5 separate regions of the Mus musculus genome follow, and regions 1, 3, 4 and 5 are each linked to region 2. The links are chromatin loops, found by intact Hi-C in ENCODE. Cell type or tissue: heart. All regions are shown on one strand. Region 1 has its middle 22 kb from the start of Tnfrsf13b. Region 2 holds the start of n-TWcca5 (a tRNA gene). Region 3 overlaps Slc5a10 (solute carrier family 5 (sodium/glucose cotransporter), member 10). Region 4 has its middle 23 kb from the start of Aldh3a1. Region 5 overlaps Slc47a1 (solute carrier family 47, member 1).

Region 1 (5,000 bases), 310 kb after region 2:
TGGGAGGCAGAGAGAGGTGGATCTCTGTGAGTTTGAGTCCAGCCTGGTCTATGAGTTCCAGGACAGCCAAGACTACATGGAGAAACCTTGTCTCAGAAAAACCAACCAACCAACCAAAAGCAAGAAAATGTCCCCTATATCTCTGTCTTCCCTTGCATTAATTTTTAATGAATCTTTTCAATATATATGTATTCTGGTCTGGAAAATACTTCTACTCTCAAGCCTTTACTCACCCCATTGCTCCTGCCACACCTTGATGCCCCATAGAGAACTCTCTCCTTGACTCCCTTGGCCTCTTTATCCTGGAGATTGGTTGTTGATCCAGCCATGGGCATGAAGGCTTCATGTTAGGGTTGTGCTCCAGTGAGACCAAAACCTATGAGCTAAGGTGTGCCTTGCTGGAGGCCTTACTGAAGGCTCATTTGCAACTGAAAGACACTGGCTGAGGCTAGTCTGTGGCAGATTCAGAGGAGGAGAACGGCCATAGGTCCACAGGAGTCACCTCACCATCCTAGGAGCACCCCCACATGGGATATGACTGACAGTAGTGCCTTGTTCAGGTTGGATCCATGCATGTTGTAAGGATGTCTTCTGTCTTCGCTCTCAACCACCTTGCTGGTCCCAGTATTGGCTGCCACCCTGGAGCAGGTCAGATTGGCGCATGCACCTAGCTGTATTTAATGACTGAGTGATTCCTAGCTAGTTTGGGTTTGAGAAGTTTCTCCTTTAAGTTTAAGTCTACCCCAGCTGACAAAGATTTTGGCTGTGCAGTAAAACAATGAATGGTCAGGGTAACCTGGCCTTCCTGACTCCCACGGTCTCCATGTGTAGACTTGCACATGATTTCAATCTGGCCTGTCTAACACAAAGGGGAAAGGGATGCTCAGCTTAGAGCACACCTCAGTTGTGTCAGTATGGTGAGACTTACTGACTGGCCCTGTCAATCAGCGAGGTCACCTGCTTTCAGAAGCACCTAAATGATGGAATTCTGACCTCTATGACTGGTCCTGGCACATAATCTCAAAAACTGGTCTAAATTTGATCCCTAGACTTACAAAGCGCGTGCACACACACACACACACACACAGAGCGACCATTTTGTTTTACTTCCTAATAGATCAAGAATTCTGGCAACCTCAGACACATTGAGCTGTGATCATCCTGTAATTAAACCTTTATGTGGGTAACTTAGGAAGGACTCTGGGTTGCCTTCGTAGTCTATATACTTCATGGCTCCTCCTACCCCCCCCCCCCCAGCTTTCCACTGTGATTGGACACCATATGCGGCTCATATGACACCCTTGGTGACCTTTCCTTTCTGTGCACCCAGCCTTTACTCAAACACTGGCTTCTCTGCCTCCAGGTAGCTCTGCTCTCGCCTCCCTCTTGGCTTCTCCTGCCCCAGCCCCTTACTGCTCTCTACATGCAGGGTTCTCTCTCGGAGCTGCATTATCCCCACATACTCACTCAGGAACTTCACATAGGGAACCTGGAATAATGACTATGCCCTCTCCCGCAGAGAACACCCTTTGCCTCCATGGGTGGCTAATGGGTGGCACCACCAAATGCATGTCCCTTTCCCATGTCTGACCTGTCTCAAGTACAACCCAGAGGAGGGTTGTTTATTCAGTATTTTCCACCACCTTCATTAAGGACCCGTTGAGGCTTTTGACCTAACATGGAAAAGTAGATATATAATCCTAACTGCCTGCTGCACACGTGACAGGTCTCAATCTGGTCTTTAGCACACAGCTGGGCTGATAAAGTTAATATTCATAAGTTAGCCGCCAGGCCGGGCTCCATTGGGATGCTAATACAGAGCCTGTATGATCATAGCAGGAGACAATGAGGTGAGGTTCCATCAAGACCGTTCAAGGGAACGAAAGAAGGCTGCAGACAAATCCACTAACTATGACTGGTGATGGGCGATAACACGGAGTCTCTGAGAACCCTGCCTTCTTGGATAGCTAAAAGCCTGAGCAAGTATCCAAAGGAGACCCTGGGCGTCGGGAAGGCCAAGCCATTTTGACTGTATTACAGACTGCCCTTCCTGGCACTGACACTAAGCAAAAGCTTTGAGACTAGACCGAAGTCTCCAGAATCCCTTGCCAACTTTACTGCACAAACTCTTCATGGTCTTCAGAAAATGAGAGACAAAAGTGTCCAGTTGGAAAAAAGCTGAAAAACCGAAGCAAGGATTGTAGGTCGGCACACTGGTATTAACAACCGACCAGTCCCTGACTGGCCCAGGCAATCCTCTAGCGCCACCTAGTGGCACTCTGGTTCAGTCCCGATGTAGAAGAGAGTTCCACGGAAGCTGTCTGCACGCAGTGAAGGAAAACGAGGAACGTGGCCCAGTACGAAATCCCAAAGTTTCTCGCAAGATTATGAGATTGGCTTTTTGTTTGTTTGGGTAGTTTTGAAAGGGGGATATCGTGGCACAACTGCATGTTCTCACGTGTGAACACTGTAGATAGCAATTTCTTGTAATGTCAAAGGTTAGACATGATTAGAGGAAACAAACCCAGCCCCCGGTAGAAGGGCTTTGCTGCCATTGTGACCCAGGGCATGTCAGCCATGTGTGCTCGAAACTACCCTGGAGCAAATTTCCAGTCAGCAAAATGGGTTCCCAGAAGGGAGAAAATGTCCTTCTCTTGTTCCTGTGGGAAGGCCAACTTTTGGCTCAACACCTCATTGTTAGAATAGACCTTGAACAAAGTCTGCCAGACCATGCCCAAGTCCTTATGCTGAAACTCCGGCTACTCCCCGCTGTGAATGTGAAGCCTGGATTGCACTGGAGGCCCCAAGATGTTGGAGGTGCCAAAGCTGAAGGCTGCTAAGAAAAACTGCATATACGAAGTAGAAGTATGTTCTAGACAGTACAGTTGGGTGGAGAGAGCCGTCTAAGCCCTTCTACACTGAGTGTGGGGCCATAGGATTTGGTGTTTGCCCTGCTGGCATCTGGTCTTGCTCTAGTCCAGTATTCCCTCACTGTGGCCCCATTTCTCCCTCTTAGAATGGCATTCTAAGTTGGAAGTATGTAATTTGCTTTCTGATTTTGCAGAGGGTTACAAATAATTTAGAGACTGCCTGGCATCTCAGAATAAGCTTTGGACTTTTAAACAGTGTTAAGACTGTGAAAGACTGTAAAGTTTAGATAAATAAATTTTGTATTACAATATGTTCATGACCCCATGAGAGCCAAAGAATGGAATGTGATGGTTTGAGTAAGAATGCTCCCCACAGCTTTTTGGATGGGAATAGCGCGAGGACAGATGTAATTACTAGTGTCTCCCGGTTTCAATGGTCGATCCGTCAGGATTCGCCACAGGAGGATTTAGATTTAATAAGGCTTACAGACTAGGATTTTAGTTGCTGCACAGCGATTGAGTTACCATTGTTTTGGGGGGGGTGGAGGGTAGGAGAATGTTCCCCCCTACACAGGCTTTTGCATTTGAATATTTCCTTTGTAGTTGGTGACACCGTTAGGAAATGTGGCCTCTTGGGGGACATACGCCACTGGAGCTGTACTTTGCTAGTTGCTCTCTGCTTTGTGTCAAGCTGTGAGGTCACAGCTTGCTGTTCCAGCCACTGTGTCTGCCTGCTGACATGCCTCCACACAGTGATGGGGATGGACAGACGCTTATCCCTCCAGAAGTGTGGGCCCACATTAATCCTTTGAAAAGTTGCTTTGGATGCAGTGTTTTATCACAGCAACAGGAAAGTAACTAAAATAGGGCACGGAGGTCCTTGTATTCAACTTTAAGCTCAGCCCTTGGGAAGCAGAGGCGGGGCAGGGGCAGGGGCAGGGGCAGTGGCAGGTGTGGGAAGCCACATGTGCCGTTGCAGAGTGACGCTGGCTACTGCTGGCCACCACGCATAAGTTTGGGCAAACAACCAATGTGTACATATGCAGTAAAGTTTTTTGCCAAGATACTGCCTGGCCCGGGCATGATAATGAGGTTCTGTGAGGTACTGAGAGAATAACCAATCAGATGTGAGACATGCAAATGAGGTATGTTAATGAGGTTCTGTGAGGTACCGAGAGAGAATAACCAATCAGATGAGGAACATGCAAATAAGGTAGAATGCATAACCAATCCGGGTGTAAGACACGCCTCTGCAATCAAGCTCTCCCAATAAACATGTGCAGAAGGCTCCTGTTGCAGCATTGAGTCAGACGCAAGAGGCAGAGGCAGGGGCAGGGGCAGGGGCAGGGGCAGGGGCAGGAACAGGGGCAGAGCAGAGGCAGGTGGATCTCTGAGAGTTCAAACCCAGCCTGGATTACTTAGTAAGTTCCAGTTTAACCAGAAGTACACAGTGAGACACTGTCTGAGAGAGAGATGGGGGTGGGGGGAGGAAGAGGAAGGGGAGGAGGAAAAAGAACAGGAAGAAGGGAAAGAAAGAGGAGAGGAGAGGAGAGGAGAGGAGAGGATTTATTTGGCTAACAGGTTACAGTACAGTATAAAGAAAAGTTTCAAGGCAGGAGCTTAAAACAGAAGCCAGTGGGGAATGCTGCTCACTGGCTTATTTCCAGGCTCACATTCCTCTGCCTTTTTTACACAGCCCAGGCCCACCTGCCCAAGTATGGCACCACCCACAGAGTGCTGGGCCTTCCTAGTCAATTAGCAATTAAAAAAAATGCCTCTCAGATATTGCCATAGGCCAGTGTAGTCTAGTAAGTTTCTCAGTTGAGGTTCCTACTTCCCAGGTGTCTCTTTGTATCTGATTGACAGCTGAAGCCATGACCGTGGGTTACCCAAAACTAAGGATGTATGAAAAATGTCTTATAAAAACCCTCTGGTTAGCAAGCTCATTTCAAAATATAACTTTGAAAAACTTTGACGGGAATTACCCTTTGAGGCAGACAGTGCTACTCCCAGAAGATGTGGTTTATCAACCAAAATCACAGTGCCAGGCATGAGATACTCCTGAGGAGTGACCGGCATGAAGGCTCCAGAAGTCTCTACAACCACACTGGCTATTACCATTGTCCTTAG
Region 2 (5,000 bases):
CAAGGCTGGGGGAAGGGCACACCTTTCATAGGCAGGTGCCAATGATCTAACTTCCTTCTGCTAGGTCCCATGGCCTAAAGATTACGTCATTTCTCAGTACTGCCACAGATTAGGGATTGCAACACATGGTCCTAAAAGAGATATGAACCTTCCAAAGCCACTTACTTAGATCTACACGGGGCTACACGGACCAACATCATCAGAAAAACAGAAGCCCAGACCACAGGATCTTGCAAAGCAGGGAGGACTGAGAGGAAAGACAGAACGATTAGTTTGTGCTGTTTGATTTTCCTCTTGTTATGGGTGGCGGATAAGGCTCGGTTGGGAGAGAGCTTGCCTAGCATGTGTAAACCCTGGCATTAACTCACGGTTGAGGTTGCCACTTCCCAAGGACCAGTGGGATGGGCAAACAAGCAAACAAAACAAAACAAAACAAAAAACACAGAGGGGAAAAACCTGAAAATGGACCACACAGTAGATGCTGAGGCCGTCCTAGGTGTGCTCCTCACATCTTCCTCCAGGGGAGAGCTTGCTGTGGGTACAAGTGCACAGGCTCCAGCTGTCAATCTACTACTCAACATCCAAGCAGTCATCGCATGGAGGAGCAGCTAAGCCATGCCCACTCCCGCCAGCTGGCGCACATCTGGCCAGGTGTGCCTCACAGCTGTCTGCTTCTCCACCCGTGCGGCTCCACACGCATCGGTCCTCCGAAACACTCAAAAGCCCAGGAGCTGCTGCTGGAAAAGTCCAGAGTGCAGTTAGCGGGGAGACCGGGTGTTGCTTAGTGGGTCAGGATGTGTGTGCCTGGTGCTTGCAGAGGCAAGAGGAGGAAGTTAATGCCTCAGAACTGGAGTTACAGCCAGTTGTGAGCTGCCATGTGGGGTGTGGGAAATTGAACCCTGGTCCTAACTCACAGAGCCAGAGATCTTCAGCCCTCTTACTGCTTCATTAGTACACATTCTCTAGAGGGAAAAAATAAAAACTGGGACAGAAACATCTAAAACATCTGTCAGCCTGATCCGGGCTGTTCATCTGCCTCTCTCCATTGGATTCTACTTCACTTGGGTTCCTCGAGGACCCAGGGCTGCTGGGTCCCCAGAGTACCACTCCCACAGATTTCCCCACGCCATCTTCATTCATGGCTTGCTCTCATCTCTATCCCTTCCCATGCACACAAGAGGGTGACAAGAACTCAGGTGCAGCTCCTGGCTCACCATCTCTGTGAGTGCTGTCACCTGCAGGCTCACAGTGCTCCCTCCCGTCTCCCCACTTTTCTGCCAACATATATGTTTACTTCTGGTGCATTGTATCCTCCCTAGCTGTTCTCCGTTTCTCCTTATTCATTTAGTGTAGACAATCCCATTCCAAGTGCATGGCGATAGTTTTCTAGGAAAGAAATTATTGCCTTGAGCATTAGAAACAAAGAAAGCAGCCTTTCTCACTGCACTTTTAACCTGAATGGAAATGTAAAACAAAAAACAAAAATGAAAACATAACAAAAAATCCATTCATTCATATAAGTGAGCCTCTTTTCTGAATCTAGTACATGAATTTTTGAGGTGTTGTAAAAATATATTTACTTATGAGAGAGAGAGAGAGAGACAGAGAGAGAGAGAGAGAGAGAGAGAGAGATATGGAGGGAGAGAGAGGAGTGCAAGGGGACAGGGACAGGGACAGGAGGGACACATCTTGAGTCTTTGTATTTGGACCAGGTGCATGCAGTACCCAAGTACACCAGAAGAGGGCGACAGATCCCCTGGAACTGGAATTTCAGGACCATGCTGGCCACTTTAAGGCAGGTGTTGGGAACTGAATCCAGGTTCTCTGGAAGAGCAGCACCTGCTCTTAGCACTGGCCCCAGGTTTTCTTGGTTGTTTACTATGAATTTTTTCAAGTGTCTTAGGCAAGAAACCCCCTTTTCACTAAGGTAAAAGAAATAACTTCAGAGATGCTCATGGTCGGGCTGTTACTAGGAGAGTGACAAGGTTGGCAATTGTTTTAAACTCCAGCCAGTGAAGGAGTGAGGGCAGAGGAGCTGGGGACTAAAGCCAGTGTCTGCGTGTGATCTCTGTGTCTACACTGAGGCTTGCCTGAGGATGTGTGGGTTAGAGAGACAGGAAGGACAGACAGTCTAACCTGATTGGTCTCTTTGAAGACTGACAGAGTGGATGAAAGGGACACCTCTCTCCACCCCAGAGACCCTGATTCTTATTTCTTTTCTTGCTGTCTCTTGGACGACATGCTATGGTACAGCTTCTAAAATTAAAGTTAGCCAGACATGGTGGCTCACATCTTCAATCTCTGCACTCAGGAGGCAGAGGCAGGTGGATTGCTATGAGTTTGAAGCCAGCCTGGTCTGTATAGTGAGTTCCAGGATAGCCAAGGCTATGTAGAACCTGCTGAAAGGAAGAAAGAAAGAAAGAAAGAAAGAAAGAAAGAAAGAAAGAAAGAAAGAAAGAAAGAAAGAAAGAGGAAGAGAGAAAGAGAGAGAGAAAAGAAAAAAGTTTGATTCTGAGAATCCAATAAATCCTAAAAAAAAAAAAAAGAAGTGACACTACTTTTGACTTTAATATAAATTTATAAATTTAAATTTAGTAATAGAGAGGTGTGGCCAAAGGAAGGAAGCTCAAGTGCTAATACCATCATGCAGCTGTATCTGGTTTGTAAAAGTCAGGAAAGATTGTGTAAAAGGCCTAATGCATATAATAATAATAATAATTTATTATTATTTATTTATTAAGTCCTGAAAAAGAAATCCCATAGCAACCCACAGAGGCCAGAAGAGGGCATCAGATTTCCTAGAACTGGAGTTACAGATGACTGTGAGCCACCCAAAGTCATTGTTAGTATTGTCCAGAATATTAACAATTTGCTTAGGAAGGAAATCATTACTAAAAAATCTATGTATCTGTATCTAATGTTAAATTTCGTAGTTTGATCACGTTTTAAAACCGTATGCCCCCAGAGAATGTTTTATGTAAACAACATTTTAAGGTTTTATGAAACATTTAGTAGATCCAAAGATATCATTTTAGTAGATTTTAAGATGGTAAGAGCATCTCAGTTTATGAGTATGTATTTATCAGGACTTTCAAAACATCCAAAACCATGTGCGTTAGCACATATGCACATGCGCATTTAAAAAGTACAATTGTTAACGCTGTTTAGGCATTTGCCCTTCATTTAGGATGCTTTCTGTGTGTGATCTGTGCACTGGTATACGTACGGGCCACAATCCGGACGAAGGAACAGCGCCGGGAGATAATAGCAATATTTCCCACATATTGTTCTTTCCTCTAAGAAATGTTTACTTATGTAGTTAGTAAAGCTGCCGGGCTTTTTCTTGTTTATCTAGCCGTTCGCTTGGGCGTCGCTCTCTCGAGTCCCCGCATTTCTTCCTAGCGGACTGGGAACCAGAGCTGGCGCCTGAGTGCCTGCCGGGTCCTGGTCATCCCGGACCCGCCGCCCTGGTCCCGGTGCTCCCCCGGTCGGTCGGTCTCCGTCATCCCGGACCCGCTGCCCTGGTCCCGGTGCTCCCCCGGTCGGTCGGTCTCCGTCATCCCGGACCCGCTGCCCTGGTCCCGGTGCTCCCCCGGTCGGTCGGTCTCCGTCATCCCAGACCAGCCGCCCTGGTCCTGGTGCCCGCCCGGTCTGTCCCCGTCCTCGCTAACCGTCCTGCCTGATCCCCCTCACTCCTGCCTGACCGCTCCAGGCCCTCCGTGGAGGCGGCCGCCATCTTACAGGGCGGGGCCCGCAGCCGTGCATGGCTGTCAATTGGGTCCCCGGTCCCACGGTCCCCGGGAAGCTCCCGGTTCACAAGCATCCCTCAGTTCCCCTCCGGCGTCCCCTCTCCCGTGAGTGTTCACCCAGCACTGTGTGCTCCGAGGGTCACCGCGAGAGACGGAGGAGGAAGAGCCAAATGTCTGTCGCCGAATGTCAGCTTGGCATCCTCCCGGACGCCGTTCCTGTCGGAGCTGCGGCATTCCGAACTCCTCTTCTGCTCAGACGAGCGACAGCGCTCTGTTCCGAACCTCAGAGCCCAGGAGCGAGCCGGTGAAGCGAGGCCTTTAGCGACACAGAGTCGCAAGCTTGCTGTGACCTCGTGGCGCAATGGTAGCGCGTCTGACTCCAGATCAGAAGGTTGCGTGTTCAAGTCACGTCGGGGTCAAGTTAGGTTTTTTTTCACCGTCAACCACGACAGAATAGAGTAAGTACCAAGTCATAAAGAAGAAATGAGATCAGTATCGGATCAAATCGCCTTTCTCACGCCATATAAGACAGCCCTCTTTTTTCCCTTTCTTGAGACTACGAATACCCGAATGCTCGCTCGAGAAAGCGATGACTTGTGATGACCTACAGGAGGTGCTAGCAGAATCAAGGGGAAGGTGCGCTGACTCAGCCTCTAACGCCCTGGTTCGACCCTCGGATTCCACCCATGTTCCCTCCAGTTACCCGGGCTTGTGTGAGCAATCAACACAGAGCTTTGTGCTTTAATATAGATCTCTCCTTGTTTGCCTTGAACTTACTTTTCTCAGCTCCCTCCTCTAAACGGCTCTTGGACTGGAGATGACTGTCTCTCTGGTGGTCGTATCTTCAACATCTGTAGCCCATTCTCACATTTTGTTAATAGCTTTGTTTTAAATCTTCTAACACCCCCCACACCCCCCGGGTAGCCTGATGTAGAAAATTAAAGCAGGTTGCACCAAAATTATGAACAGGAAACTCAAGTTGAGTTTTTTTGTTTTGCTTTGTTTTGTTGTTTTTAATTTAAAATGCTTGGACCAGCAACAGGGACTAGAACTGCCTAAGAATTTTTAAAACTTTTGAAATGCAGGCTATCTTAATTAGGATTCCTATTGCTGGGAAGAAACACTATGACCCAAAGCTACTTGGGGAGAAAAGGGTTTATTTCACTCACAATTCCATATTAACAGTTCATCATCACAAGAAGTCGGGGCAGGAACCCACGCAGGGCAGGGACCTGGAGGGAACTGATGCAG
Region 3 (5,000 bases), 310 kb before region 2:
CTACACACACGCACATGCACACACACACACACACACACACACACACACACACACACACACACATTAAAAAAATGAGAGGCATGTGACCAGGAAGATGCAGCAGCAGATCTGAATGGTGAGTTTGGACTACATGTTCCAAGTAATGATAACTGTACGGGATTCTGATGCTGAAGGATTGATGCAAGGTGGACCTGTTAAAGAAACAAGGGACAAAGAGGACTGTTTTAGAGTACACTCGGTCCTATCAGGCCAGGCTGAGTCAAAATGGTGTCAATCATAGGGCTAGAAAGAAGGCCCAGTGGGTAAGAGCACTGGCTGCTCTTCCATGAGACCTGGGTTCAACTCCCAGCCACATGGTGGATGACAACCGTCTACAGCTCCAGTTCCAGAGGACCTGACACCATCTTCTGGGTTCTGATGGCCCCAGACAGGAACATGGTGCAAGACACACATACAGGCAAAAAACACCTACACACATAAAATAACAATAGCAATTCTAAAAAGCAAAGTGGAGACAGTCACACTGACGTTCCACTTCCCCAGTGTGAAAACAGCTTCTTCCATGACGCTCCAAAGTATCAGAAGGAAGAGGCTCTGCTGCCTGTGAAATAGGCCAGTTTCCATCTGAATGGTAGATACAGTTTCCCCTGCTTTGTCCCTTGCACCAAAAACGTAAAGGATCCCAAGGTTCCTGCTCCTGCCCTGCCTTGAAAGGACAGTCACCCTGGAGTTGACAACTTAGAGGTTTTGTTGCCTTTTTTGTTGCTGTTGTTGTTGTTGTTGTTGTTTGTTTTTGTTTTTAGCCATCTGTAAAACCAACCCCTCTTGCTTGACCAATAGGAATTCTGCCTTAGGAAAGCAATACAGCCCAACTCTGAAACAGGAAATAAACTGGAGGCAGGTTAACTGTATATTTTCCTGGCTGAATAATATTCCATTGTGTGGATATGCCTGTTTTGTTTCTTCATCAGTTGCTGGACTTTGAGTTGTTACTACTTTGGGCTATTTTGGAAAATGCTATTTGTGAATATTCTCTCTCTCTCTCTCTCTCTCTGTGTGTGTGTGTGTGTGTGTGTGTGTGTGTGTGTGTGTGTGTGTGTTCATGTTTTCTCTTTGCGGGTCACATGCATTGCAATGCTCAGAGTACACAGGGACTGTCAGGCATTTGCCAGAGGCAGAAGCATCTTCCATTCAATGCACTTCCTGCCTTTTTCTTTTTCTGCAGTCGGCTTGTCGAGCCAACAAGAACACAGTGAGCGGCTACTTCCTGGCGGGCCGGGACATGGCTTGGTGGCCGGTGAGTTCACCCACCTTCTAGCCTCTCCTTTGTCCACAGGCTGACTTCATCAGGATCTGTATCCCTGAGGACTCTTTATGTCCCCCCAAGGTCTCTTTATGTGCTTCAATCAAGGTCCCTGTCTAATACCACCAGCCCAATGGGATAAGCCTGGGCTGGAAGAGACCCCCAAGTTGCCTGTGTAGGGACAAACTGCTATAAGTTCTGTAAAGGGCTTTGGAGTCTGAAAAACTCTGGGGTTTTTTGTTTGTTTGTTTTTTGTTTGTTTGTGCGTTTTTGGTTTTTATTTTGGCCTTGTGGCTTACCTATGGGTACCCCAACTTGTACACCTGAGCCTGGGATCCTTATATGTGAACAGGGTATGTTCTCCTTTTAGACCTGCCAGGTTGGAGGAGGTGTTTCTGGTCTAGGTGGAGCTGATGTAATGGGCTCACAGTGATCACTTTTTCTTCCCCCCTGCAGATCGGAGCCTCACTCTTTGCAAGCAGCGAGGGCTCTGGCCTCTTCGTAGGATTGGCCGGCTCGGGTGCTGCCGGAGGCCTGGCTGTGGCTGGCTTTGAGTGGAATGTGAGCCTTGGAGAATGGGCACAGCCCGTGGGAGGGCTGAGGTAGAGGGTGAAGCCACACTCACTGGTCCCTGGATGAGGGGGCTCCCAGCAGTGTGTATCAGTCAGGGCCTGCCAGACTGTGGCACGCAGTATGCCACAGACAGCTGGTCTGTAGATACAGAAGGCTGGGCAGCCCGGCAGTCCAGAGACATCCGTAAGAAGCTCCTAGCTTCTCACAGCAAAGCAGGAGGGGCGTGTGTGTGTGGGGGGGGGGTAGCCTCAGCACTACTCCTCTCTGCCACATCTGGCTGTGTGCCAGGGCAGGGCTATTGAGTGCTGAGCCCACAACCCTCCCATGCCTCTGTCCTCACAGGCCACATATGTGCTTTTGGCTCTGGCATGGGTGTTTGTACCCATCTACATATCTTCAGAGGTGAGTCTCTTCCTGGGGCCATGGCAGAGGCTTGACCCTCACCAAGTCCGGAGGGACAGGACCTCTGGATGGGGCTGGCCCTCCCGATACTCACCTTGTTCCTCTTCTCTTTTGCCTCCCCAGATCGTCACCTTGCCTGAATACATTCAGAAGCGCTTTGGTGGCCAGCGCATCCGCACGTACTTATCTGTCCTGTCCCTGATGCTGTCTGTCTTCACCAAGATATCGGTGAGTTGCCCCCCAGCCTGCGCCTGCGTGGAAACTGTCGGGAGCTGCGGGAGCACAGCATGGGAGGGGCCTTAGAGACTAGCTCATCTGGCAACTTGTGAGTGCACCAGCTAGAGAAACCAGGGAGAGATAGTAACCTGGGCAGAATCTCCTGATGCTGATGCAGGGAAGGTAGGGGGAGGAGATCTGAGCTATTCAAAGTGAGCCACATCTTACCACTAGAGGGAGCCAAAGGCCTCATGATGCCTGCCAGTCCTGCGCTCTAAGTCTAACTGGGCCTTCTACCTGCCTACAGCTTTCTCTTAGGACCTGACCCTGAAGTGTCAGAAGCAGGAAGCTCACTTCCAATCTTAAAGTAGGAGCTCAGGGCCTGTCTGGTCCAAGCACCTGGTTTTACAGATAGGGAACCTGGGGCTGTGGGGGAAGGTCAGTGGGCTTTGGGGGAGGCCCCATAGTTGTAGCAGGCCCAGTAGGGGATGCCTAACCTCCATCAGCAGCAGGCTCCTGAGAGGAGCTGGAGCCTGAGTCAGACACACACTGAGGGAGGCTGCCCAGCCTGGTCCTCTGCTTCCTGTGGAGGTCAGGACCTGGGGAGGTGGACGCTGCCTGTTTCCTACAGCATCAGCAACAGCATACCACAGCCTTTCCTAGATGTTCCCAGAGAGCATGATAGTTTCCCTTCTGTAGGGATTCCTCTCTAGTCTGGAGGGGCCTGGACTTGAGTTGACTGTCCCTCTCCTGTTCATCCTTTTACCCACACCCCCTTCCCACCAATCCTACCTCCCGGAAGCCAGGCAGAGTGGAAAACGCCTGCTTCTGGCCTGTCTAGGACCCATTCTCCAGTGGGAGGTGGATGGATACACAACACAGGCGAGCCAGGTCTTGAATGAGGAAGAGATGGGACTGGGCTTCAGTAGAGAAAAGGATGTGATGGTCAGGGGAGTGCCAAGGAGAGAGAGTGGGCCTCATAAGAGGTGTCTGGGGACCATTGCTAAGGACATTTTCAGGACGGTAATCTCTGAGGTCAGCCACAAGAAGTGGTGGGGACTGGGGCACACTTGTAAACATGTTCTGCCATTCACAAAATCAGCCACATCTGCCTCTGGGACAGAGAAACTGCTCTGCAGGGCAGTGGTGGGACAGGAGACTGCAGCCTTAGGCTATGAGAGGTCAGAGAGCCCCAGAACTGTCGGGTTATCAGCTGGGGGTAGCCAGGGCCAACTTTGCAGAATCTCTCAGCTGAGCTGGGGATGAAGGAACAAGGACATGGGCCGAGTGGGTGGTTCCTTTCCCATCTACGACCTTACACTGGGAGGCTTCAAGTGGGCCACTGGGCAGGACTTCAGAGGGCAGAGGGACGCTCAGTGCATAGGAGGGGCCTTGAGGCAGCTCATCTGCCAACTGCTGAGTCCTTCACCAAGGTTATGGTGGCCAGGCCAAGGTCAGCTAAGATCTCTGTCAGAACCACAATAACCAGGATGTGGCTTCAGACTCTGCCTTATGGGTGACTCCGAGTTAGCAGCTGTAAATGGGGAGCAGTCAGTCAAGGTCCTGCCTCAGCACCAGGCGGCTGCCTGCTGAGACTGAGGGGAAGCGGGAGGAGGCACACTAATTGCTGCGCTTGGTTTGGGAGAGGCTGGGCCCGCCCTGGGTCTTGGCTTCGGAGTGGAGCTATTTGAAGTGCGTGGGCCACACTAGGCCCAGACACAGAGCCCAGGAACGCCCTGCCTGTCTGTACAGCCTGTCCAGGCAGAGGTCACAGGGCCCTCCTGCTGCTGTTATTCAAACTGGAGCACCAGCATGCAGATTTACACGGCAGGTGTGGAAAATCACAGTCCCAGCTCAAAGCCAAGAGTCTGAATGCGGCTCCATCACCGTGGGGCTCTGGGCCAGTCATTTAACCTCTGGAAAGTAGGGAAGTGAGGCATGACACTACCTGCCCCTTAGTATAGGCGAGCTGCAGCCCACAAGGTGATCCATCACACTGCTCCTGCTACCTCACTGGCCTCATCTCTCCCTCTCCCCTAGAGTTGCACACTGCACATCAGCCAACTTGGCCTCCATGCACTTCCATAAACACCAGCATCTCAGGACTCTGCATTTGGCTCCTTCAGTCGCTCTTCTCTGGGGATGCATGCTCTACCTCCGCCTCTCTGGATTCTCAAATCTCTCCTGCTGCCCCTTTCTCCACAGGTCTTACTTACTTATTTACCCCCTTACTTTCTCTCCCTCTTCCTTCTTTCCATTGACATTTCCTGGGACTATGAAAGTTGGCTTAGAAAGTCATAGGTGAGTTTAGTGACTCATCTCTACAATCCCAGCATCTGAGAGACTGAGGCAGGAGGATTGCTATGAGTTCAAGGCCAGCCTGGGTTACAGACTAAGACCCTATCTCAATAAGTCAAGCAGAAAGGATACACTGTCTGCCCATCCTATTTATATTCTCTCTGTTTATATTCCCAGTGCTACTGTGCACCTATCCTGCCCTTAAGAT
Region 4 (5,000 bases), 180 kb after region 2:
GGACCATCCACTGAACTCAGTCTGTTCATTCAAACATTGCGAAGGTCTCTACAAACACCAGGTGAGAGGTTATTTGTCCACCAGTGAAATAAGTTAATTCAAACCAGATTAGATTATATTAAAGGCAGGTTTATTGGGAAGCTGCTCTCAGAGAAGTTCACTGGTCCCCAAGGATTGAAGCCTAGAGAAGGGGAGATAGAGGGGAGAAAAAGAGAAAGGGCATGTGTACAGAGAAGAGAGGAGAGGAGAGGAGAGGAGAGGAGAGGAGAGGAGAGGAGAGGAGAGGAGAGGAGAGGAGAGGAGGGGAAGAGAGGGGAGGGGAAGGGAGGAGAGGGAGAGGGAGAGGGAGGAAGAGGGAGGCAAGAGAGAGGGGGTGCAAAATGTCTGGAGTACATAAGGAGGGGCCACTGGGAGAAGGGCAGCCCAGCCCCTGAGCTGGAAAATTCAAGGATGGGGACAGTGTATGCAGGTAGGGACTGAAGGATGCTGAAAGAACCTGGAGGCCAGGTCTACTTTGGTACTAAAATATCTACCTCAGTCCCTTGTCCCAGGTGTGAAACCAAACACCAGGGTCTGAGGTTGTCTGTGTGGGACAAGAAGACAGTCCAGTTCTACATGGCTCGGTAGACAGTGTTGATTCAAACATCTAGAGGCTGACAAGGGGCAGTTTATTTTAGGCAATGTTTAAGTACAATACAATTTGCAAATGAAGTTTCCTGGTATAACACAATCCTGTGTGCACAATAAGAAGACATAATTACATCGAAACTCTTCTCAAAGCACATGACACTCCTTCCGTGCAGGTGGGTTCTATACATAGACTGCATATGTTAGGAGCTGGTGTGATCTAGGTCATACAGATGGTGCACAAGTCTCTAGGCTGTTAACCACCTCTGGTCCAGTTTGTAAGGGTCTGGGGCAGCCAGGTGTGGCCTGACCCTACAGAGGTCACCTGGCCTGTTAACCTCCTCCATTCCCAGCCTTCATGAGGGAAACTGGGTTATACATCTCTTCCTTTGAAGAGATAACCCTGCATGTTTAACATGCCTGGTTTTCCAATACCTGGATGTCCCCAACAAAATACTGACTCCACCCAGAACACACCACAGAAACACGGATTATAACACTTGCCAGGATGCATGTGACCTATACAGTCAGCTCTCCAAGACCCACACGAGCACCCGGAGTGACCATGGTAGTGCAGGAGGGACAGACATTTCATAGAAGGGTCCTGCCACGATCACTTCCTGCTGTCCCACCCACAGCTACTGGGTGTTACAATTGGTTGGTGTGAGTAGAAGGCTGAGTATGTATGAGCCCAGATGTGCTGGTGTCTCTTGGTTTGAGACAAAACAAAGGTCATTTTAATGTGAAATAAAATTAAAAGCAAAATTGTAAACTGGAAAATGTTTTCAATGTAGGTAGAAAAGAATTTCATTATTAAATGAGGGTTATAATGATGGGGAAAATTTAAGGTACTAAAATAAGTGAGGAATAGAAACTATTAACAAGAGGAAACCAGAGAACCATCAACACATAAAAACAACTTGGTTTTATAAGCAATAAGGAAAATGCATGTCAGAGCAATTTCTTTACCATTGGGAAAATTGTAGTAAGAGTAAACAAACAGACAAAAATAATAGAAACTGACACTTGTCGGGGTTAAGTCTTGTGTGCTATGAATTCAGAAGCTGGGTTCTGTGGCCCTGTTCAGACTGCAGCCTGGTCTTGGGGCACAGTGTTAGCCTGTCCCTGATTGCTTAATAAAAGGCTGGACCCTATGACTGGGCAGAGAGGACAGGAAGGCAGAACTTAGGATCAAGTGACAGGTCTCGAGAGAGACCACAAGGTAAGAGAAGGAGAGAGAGTTGCGAAGAAGGTCCCCATGACGCAGGATGGACCATGAATGAATGGCTAGGAGAACACATATCAAACAGAGCAAGCAGTTAACACAGGACCTTGCTTGGGGTGTAAGTTAGAATAGCTCAGAACCTGCCCAGTCTAGGATTGTAGCTTGGTATTAGAAATTATTTTCTGTGTCTCTTATTTGGGAGCTAAATGGGAAAGGGTGGGACAGAAAACCTGCAATAAAAATATTTTTACTCTCAGTGCTAGTGAACTTTTGCTGCTGGGTAAGAGTCACTACAGTTTGACATTGAATTTCAAAAGCCGTTAATCAAGAGACTCTGCTTCCAATAGTACACCATAAGGAAATTACCAGATCAGATTTCCCATAAGAATTCAGGGGAGTGTCACGAAGTCCTCATAAGACAGGAAGTACTAGGTACACATCCACACAAGAGTCCCAACCACCTTCTAGATAAAGGAGCTCAGAGGTTGACCAGCCTGAAGCTGGGCAGGAGAGCAGGTCCTCCTGCCCCTCCTTTGAAAAGGAACTTCACCAGAACCCGCACGTTTCTGAACAGGATATTAAAAACTCAAGCTTGGTGGCTTCCAGATGCAGGAGCCAGAAGGCAGAGCCCAAGAGACAGCTTTGTGGTTAGGGAGTTGAAATCTAGAGTGATGTTTAGTTTGTAAAACAACACAACACAAAACAAATCAACATCCCCCAATGAGACCTCTTATCTTATATAATTAAAAAGTAATCAAATGATGTGTACGTGGTCTATGAACAAGGCAGCCTAGCAAGAGGACGTTTCCGTAAGCTACTGGCTGTGGGCTCGGATGCCGGCGTCCTTCTGGAGCTGGTGCATACCTCATTTCCTCAAAATCGGCTAATAAGCGGGACCTTTTTATGATCACTTTCCCCATAAAAATTGTCCTCTGTCTGCCCCTGCTGGTTATAGAGGGAGCAGCATGCTGCTGTTGCATGGTGCTTTTTTTCCCCACCCACTTTAGGTCACCCAGCCAGATGCCTGCTCGACCAGATGCACATGGAAGGCTCAGAACAACGCATTATTTAACCAGTCTCAGTCTGGGATCAGGGAGAATAATTAAGAGGGGGTAAGGGAGGGAGGAAGCCAGACAGTAAGGAGGGTTGGGTCCTGGATCCACTGGAGCAGTGAAGGAGTGGACAGCAGAATCCAAAGACACAGTTCCAGAGGAGATGAAGAGATAAGCAAAACAAGAGATAAAGAGACATCACACCCTTCCCATCGTGCCACGCCCAATTCCAAAAAAAAAAAAAAAATGCTCCAGGGGTGTTTGTACGCAGGAGACCTGGGTGGTTCCCTTTCTTTCCCTTCACCAGAGATGGTCTCCAACCTGTGCACTAAATAATAAATCTCAGTTGGCAGAGTGCTTACATGGAAGCAGAAGCCGAGGTTCAGTCCCCAGCACTGCATCAATAAGGCCTGGTGGTACTGAAAGAAAGATGAAATTTCAAGATCTGTAAGTCATATAAACTACTCAGAAATTGCTGGTTGTTTGTGAGCCTAGAGGCTGCCTGGGGCTGAGAAAAAAGAAAAACAAACCCGGGTATGCCCCTTAGTTAAAACATTCCCGGGAACAGCTTAACCTTAAAGATAAAGGGGAATGTGAAGACATAGCAGGGCTATCTAAACTGAGTCAACAACTCACAGAACTCTGACACCCTGCACGTACATGTAATTTTTCTGCTGATGTTTGAATAAGCCAATAGTGTGTTGCTATGCTGAATTCCATACCCCTAAGCCCCTTACCCCATAAAAACCCCTAGCTTTCGAGCCTTGTGGCCGACATCTGTTATCTCCTGTGTGGGATGCATGTCAGTCCGGAAGCTCCGTAATTAAATGACCTCATGTAATTACATCAAGGCGATCTGTTCTGTTCGTGATTCTTGGGTGCACCCCGGATCAGGAATTGAGTGGGGGTTTCCCCACTTGGTCTGGCAGTACATCCATCCCCGTGAGTCTAGCCACTGGGAGACAGGAGAGGAGCTGAAGCTCAAGGCCACCCTTGGCTACAAAGTGAGTTTGAAGCCAGCTTGGGATACAGACGAGCTTGTCTCAAAGGCAACAAAATAACCACAACATAGTAAATCTAACAACTAAAACCACTCTGCAAGAGGGAAGGGAAGAGGTCTTATTGTCACTGTGATTGTTGCCACCAGACATGGCCTTCTGGCTCCACGGCCGCATTTATGATTTTATCTGTTAATCCCATCAAGGGAGAATAAAATCACTACCACAATTTTTGAGCTAAATTTGAAGTAAGATTTTTTTCTTTTTTCTTTTTTTTTTAATTAGGTATTTTCTTCATTTACATTTCCAATGCTATCCCAAAAGTCCCCCATACCCTCCCCCCCACTTCCCTACCCACCCATTCCCACATCTTGGCCCTGGCGTTCCCCTGTACTGAGGCATATAAAGTTTGCAAGACCAATGGGCCTCTCTTTCCACTGATGGCCAACTAGGCCATCTTCTGATACATATGCAGCTAGATACATGAGCTCTGGGGGTACTGGTTAGTTCATATTGTTGTTCCACCTATAGGGTTGCAGATCCCTTTAGCTCCTTGGGTACTTTCTCTAGCTCCTCCATTGGGGGCCCTGTGATCCATCCAATAGCTGACTGTGAGCATCCACTTCTGTGTTTGCTAGGCCCCGGCATAGCCTCACAAGACACAGGTATATCAGGGTCCTTTCAGCAAAATCTTGCTAGTGTATGCAATGGTGTCAGGGTTTGGAAGCTGATTATGGAATGGATCCCCGGATATGGCTGTCTCTAGATGGTCCATCCTTTTGTCTCAGCTCCAAACTTTGTCTCTGTAACTCCTTCCATGGGTGTTTTATTCCCAATTCTAAGAAGGTGCAAAGTGTCCACACTTTGGTCTTCGTTCTTCTTGAGTTTCATGTGTTTTGCAAATTGTATCTTGTATCTTGGGTGTTCTAAGTTTCTGGGCTAATATCCACTTATCAGTGAGTACATATCATGTGAGTTCTTTTGTGATTGGGTTACCTCACTCAGGATGATGCCCTCCAGGTCTATCCATTTGCCTAGGAATTTCATAAATTCATTCTTTTTAATAGCTGAGTAGTACTCCATTGTGTAAATGTACCA
Region 5 (5,000 bases), 60 kb after region 2:
GGAAAGGTCCATTTCTATTCTCCTCATCCTGAGTCAGCCAGTCCTTAGTCACAGGACATAATATCCAGGACCTCTGAGGCACAGGGAAACATCTTGTATGTAGATCTTGCCCTGTTCCTCTAATGAGGTCTCACAGTGCTGGGAGCCCTCTACTGGGGGCCTTGGAGTACCGAGGCCTTCCTCCTCTAGTATCTTGGGGAGTTCGAGGTGAGTCACGGAAGTCCCATGTTAGGATGCTTGGGACTGGACATACAACTTGCTAGAACAGCACCCTGTGTTCTCAGCACAAAGGGCAAGGCTGGGGTGGCCTCCTTGTCACCTTTGTCCCAGTCTTCAGCCTCTGCTCCCCATTTATCACCTGTGTACCTCACACATCTCTGCAGAGGACCGTGTAGAGAGATGTAGCGCGGAGGATTGTGGGGCAGACTCCTCTGTATAACCTTGCTGTGTTTGGAGCAAAGAGCTGAACCCACGCGCTCTGAAATTACCAGAGCTCATCTTAGGAGAAAAAAAAAAAAAGTAGGGAGATAGATAATTATCCAGCTTTGGTTTCTAAAATAATAATTGATAATTCACTGGCTGTGACTAAATGGTTACAGGAAAGCCTAACTGTTGTCTTTGGGGTGAAGGACTGACTGACTTGGGCGTGACTTGTTTGAATCCATCAGTGTGGCAGACTTGGAGGTGATTAGAAGTCATCTGAGGGCTGCTGAGGGCCTCCAGTCTCACGTCTTAACTTGTGTCTTTCCATTTTCTCAAGTTCAATAATATTTTAATTAAAAATATTGGGGTTATCCAAAGATGGAGATCGCCAGAGTTCTGTGGCCATGAAGGTGTGGCTGTTATTTAGCCGAATTTCCGGTGTTGTTCATGGCTTGGATACGCTGACGGCAGGCCAGTGGAAACATCAGAGGAGTCTGGATTTTGAGTAGTATTTTTATTTAACACAATTCCAAATCATATTACGATAACATGCAATCAGTACAAAATACCAAGAAGACATTTTGTAGTCTTTTTTATATTTTTATTAATATTATTTTAATTGACAATATTAATTTAATTGACAAGCACAATTATGAACATTTATGGAGCACAAAGTAATGTTTTGATATAGCAGAGAATGTGGACTATTTAGGCCAAGGTAATTAGCTTATTTATCTCCTTGCGAGGCTATCATTTTATACAGTAAGTGATACATCTGAAATTTACTTAAAAAGAAGTTCTATTATAAGTTTGGCTGTGCTGAAACTCACTATGTAGACTAGGTTGACCTAGAACTCACAGAGAATTCTGCCTCTGCCTCCTGAGTTCAGGGATTCCAGGCATGCACCATCATGTCCAGCTACATCCAACTTTGTTTTGTTGTTATTGTTTTTTTTTTTTTTTAGAGTCTTCCCATGTAGTCCATGCAGGTCTTGAACATGGGATCAGCCTGCCTTAGCCTCCTAAGCGCTGGGATTACAGGTGTGTGTTCCCATGTCCAGCTGAGTTAAAATTTTAGAAAGGAATCTACTTTAAAATATAGATACATCTATATCCCAGGGTCTATATTTGGCCTACTTACTCATTTCATGAAGTGTATCTGTTGTGGGCAAAGTAGAGGGAGCTGGGGATTCTTGGAGGGAAAGAGTGGAGGCCCTGGGGAGGTGAGGGATGTGTGAGACCTGTACTCAGTCATTCTAGTGGCCTCTTAAATAGAAATACAGTAAGGTTGGTTTTATCTTTCCTGTTGCCAGCATTAGAGTGTGCAGCATGTAAGAGGTTCCCCGCAGTGCCTCAGAAGGCTGCAGGTTTTTACAAGCAGACTGATTAATCACAATGGCTATCAATTTCCTGTATGGTTTTTCAAACATGTAAATTATGGCTCTGCCCAGAGAATTCTGGTAAGCATCCTGCATCTTTTAATAGGGATTATGGCATCAGCGAAAATCAAGTCTGTTACTCAAATTACAGCCTGAGCTAGGCAGGTATTTCTGTTAAAAAAAAAAAAAAAAAAAAAGTTTGGAATGAGAGTGTGGTTTCTAGGCAAAACTGGGCATTCGTTTGAAGGAGGAAGCCAGAGGCTTTTCTTACTCCATCCTAGACCTGGCAGGTGGTTACTGATTCACTCCTGAGAGAAGCCTGCTGACCACTCCTGATAAATAAGATGTGAGGGCAGCTAGCACCAAAGAGCAGAGTAAAGATAAGCCTTTGAATTACAACTCAAGGCTTAGCCTCAGCCCTTCTATGGATTTGTATTTGCAAAGTCTGTGTATTCGGATCCCGTTACATAAGGGAATCGCCCCATCCTGTGTCCCGTCCCCCCCCCCGCCCCCCCCCCCCCCGTGTGTCTTGGCAGAAAGTTGAAAGGTAAGCAGAGGAGTAGGAGAGGATCATGGGGGATGAGGGTGGCTCAGGTGTGTCCTGACTGGTCTTGTGTGGAGGCAAAGTCAGGGAATCTGAAGAGCAAGCTATATAGTCAGATAACATGGGGCTCTGGGTTCAGTGAGAGACGCTGCCTCAAGACATAAGGTGGAAAGAAACCCTGCCTCAATATTGTAGTGGAGAACAATTAAGGAAGACAGCTGATGACAGACTCAAGCCTCCCTACACATGCACGTGTGCCTTCCCAAGTATCTACACACATGTAAATTTACAAACATGCATGCATAGGTCATATAGGTAAAAAAAGTTCATCATGAAGCAGTAGTTTTTCAGGAGAAACTATTTCCTTACTACTGGCCCTTTTCTTAATATCCAATTACCATAAGCAGAAAGGGTCCAAATAACTTCCTGAACCTTTTGCTCTGGCATGAATCCCGTCAGGTAGCCTTAGCAACTCTACCTTGCCTGATTGCCTACCAGTACTGACTTAGTGTGGCCATTGTCTCCATGAGCTAAGCTGTCAAATATCGCCCTCTGCAGGCCTGTGGTCAGGCATCATCATCTGCACTACCTGTCAGACCACGTGCTTCCTGGCTTTTATTGCTCGGCTCAATTGGAAACGCGCCTGTCAACAGGTAGGTAACCGTCCTCACTGTTGCCTGGGTCTTTCTGCAGATGCCAAACCAGACCAGATGTGGCAAGCATTCTTTCGTTTTGAGAAGTTTTTTTTTTCTTATGCTATTTTTATGCTTTTTAATTATTATTAGGTTTGTTTTGTTTTAACTGGATTTTGAGGTGAAGGGTTGTGAGACCCTGGCCCCGATCACTCCCCTTTGTTTGCTCAGTGAATAGTAAAACAGAATTCCATTTCTGGTCTCTTGCAGTGAAAAGCCAGTTTCAGGAGAAGAATTGGAACTAGAGATTTTCTCCAAGTTCATCCTAGTACTGTGTGTGTGAGAGAGAGAGTGGGGAGGGAGGGATGGAGGGAAGGGAGGGAGGGAGAGGGAGAGAGAGAGAAAGAGAGAGAAAGAGAGAGAGAGAGAATGCTTCCTCCCCCCCACCTTCCCAGGGTCAACATGAGGTCTGGGAACATGGGGGTAGACAGGGCAGTTGAAGTAAGAAGATGAGAAGGGAGAAGGGAGCATTCCAGCGACCTTGGTTGGTCCCTCTTAGATCTGTCTACTCCCTCCCTACCCAGGAACCTCTTCAGTCTTTAGGAAGTCACAGTGAACCAGAGCAGCTTTGTCTCAGGTGTCAGTCAAGGGACATGGCTTCTCCTAAGCCAAGTGGCCATGCTTAGCAAGGCTCCCTGATGCCACCCGAACTTGAGTTTCGCTGACTTTTCTAGGCTCAAGTACATGCCAATTTGAAGGTAAACGTGGCCCTGAATTCCGCTGTCTCTCACGAGCCTGCTCACCCAGGTAAGCTACAATTTTCTCAGCTCTGGGGCAGACTTGCAATATAGGACTGGAGGGGCATTTGTGGGACACATCTGGATTAGCTTCTGTGAGCTCTCCCTGAAGCAAGGCACTGACGCTTCCGAAACAGATGTCAAGTCGAGTTATACCCACTCTGAGATAAACTGACTTAGAGTTTGTTTGCTTTGATTCCATATATTAACGGACTGTGTTGGAGGGTTTAGGCTTCTTAGGCCCTCTGTTCATCTTGGTACCTCTGCAGGTATTCTATGGGCCTTTCTTTTCTTCTTAAAAGCATATTGAAAGTGTTTGGTCCATATGTAATAATTTTGTTTACTTCTGGGGTACAGTAGACATACCACTGTGTGTATAAAACCAAGTACTTCTGAGGGTAGTAGGGTCTGGCAGATCATATTTATCTTTCCTTTATGCTGGGTTGCAGACATTTCCAATACTTAATGTTTCTATGTGAGGAGCAAGTCTTGGAAGCTGGTTTTCGCATGCTTGTTTTAACGGGGGTCCCTGTGGTCAGCTAAGCATCACTCACTTTAAGTAGGTTCTTGCTTGGACCTTTGCATCATGCAAATTACATTAGGCTGTTTTTTTCTGTCAGTCTGGTCATTCTTCCATATCCCCGGTTCCTTGAACAATTAGTTATTAACCTTTCACTCCCATGAGGGAGGTAGAGTGGCTTCCTTCTACCTTCCTGCAATCTGCGGCTGACACGACAAAGATACACAGGAGAAGAAGAGTATTTAGCTCTGTCTGTAGGTGTGGAGTCCACACACCGTGAGGCTTGGAGGAGGAACAGGGAATTGAAGTTTGTAGAGAAGCATTTGAAGCTGCAGAAGGGAGTGGGGGTGTGGGTCTTCTGAGGGTCTGGGGTGTGGGGGAGGAAATCATGCTGACTTTACTATGCAAAATCTCTCTGATATTAGAAGGTTGTAGGAGCAGCCATTTTCCCTAGACCGTGCTTTTGGGATGTGGCTATGAAGAGTATAAATGCCTTTTGCACAAAGGTGCAGCAGGTAGGCGGGCAGTGGTTTATCATCTCTCTGATTCTGTTCTTAGTGTCTGGTTATCCTTGAGTCACGTGAGGGCTGACCAAAAGCTGTCTGTCTTTACTTAGGACTTCCTTCCACTCTTGTTAGATACTGAGGTCTCACGGGCAGTCTAGGGAAATTTCAGAGGTTGAGATTCCCCAAAGCTCTTACAGAC

Evidence for each region. A loop is a pair of places that touch in the nucleus more often than their neighbours do. Peaks named below come from ENCODE experiments on the same cell type or tissue, not always from the same donor. Only the 100,000 strongest peaks of a DNase experiment are listed, where the experiment ranks them.
Region 1: it touches region 2 in a loop (11-fold over the local background); 23 of 42 quality-filtered maps call a loop at or near these places.
Region 3: a loop joins it to region 2, with 6 times the contacts of the local background. A loop is called at or near these places in 28 of 42 quality-filtered maps.
Region 4: it touches region 2 in a loop (7-fold over the local background); 11 of 42 quality-filtered maps call a loop at or near these places.
Region 5: a loop joins it to region 2, with 5 times the contacts of the local background. A loop is called at or near these places in 22 of 42 quality-filtered maps.

The regions. Positions count from the first base shown.
Region 1 is chr11:61,101,762-61,106,761 of GRCm38, reverse strand. No RefSeq gene overlaps it. Among named protein-coding and RNA genes, the nearest start is that of Tnfrsf13b, 22 kb to the left of the region's middle. In heart, no CTCF peak of the experiment used is centred here; a DNase peak (open chromatin) is centred at 2,261; H3K27me3 peaks cover 1,011 bases.
Region 2 is chr11:61,407,084-61,412,083 of GRCm38, reverse strand. It overlaps n-TWcca5 (a tRNA gene), which reads left to right and starts at 4,097; the gene lies at 4,097-4,168. In heart, CTCF peaks have their summits at 2,785 (motif pointing right) and 4,332; DNase peaks (open chromatin) are centred at 1,773, 3,733, 4,053, 4,383 and 1 weaker place; H3K4me3 peaks cover 1,895 bases; H3K27ac peaks cover 1,496 bases; H3K27me3 peaks cover 344 bases.
Region 3 is chr11:61,712,542-61,717,541 of GRCm38, reverse strand. Slc5a10 (solute carrier family 5 (sodium/glucose cotransporter), member 10) reads left to right here. Exons shown (of 15, transcript NM_001382268.1): 2 at 1,226-1,297; 3 at 1,760-1,864; 4 at 2,219-2,278; 5 at 2,402-2,506. Among named protein-coding and RNA genes, the nearest start is that of Slc5a10, 4.9 kb to the left of the region's middle. In heart, a CTCF peak has its summit at 2,730 (motif pointing right); a DNase peak (open chromatin) is centred at 2,721; H3K27ac peaks cover 1,448 bases.
Region 4 is chr11:61,229,355-61,234,354 of GRCm38, reverse strand. It overlaps a transcript of Aldh3a2 not described here. Among named protein-coding and RNA genes, the nearest start is that of Aldh3a1, 23 kb to the right of the region's middle. In heart, a CTCF peak has its summit at 2,804; a DNase peak (open chromatin) is centred at 2,814; H3K27me3 peaks cover 282 bases.
Region 5 is chr11:61,347,444-61,352,443 of GRCm38, reverse strand. Slc47a1 (solute carrier family 47, member 1) reads left to right here. Exons shown (of 17, transcript NM_026183.5): 15 at 2,905-2,999; 16 at 3,713-3,785. Among named protein-coding and RNA genes, the nearest start is that of Slc47a2, 7.1 kb to the right of the region's middle. In heart, CTCF peaks have their summits at 151 (motif pointing left) and 2,903 (motif pointing left); a DNase peak (open chromatin) is centred at 2,913; H3K27me3 peaks cover 1,535 bases.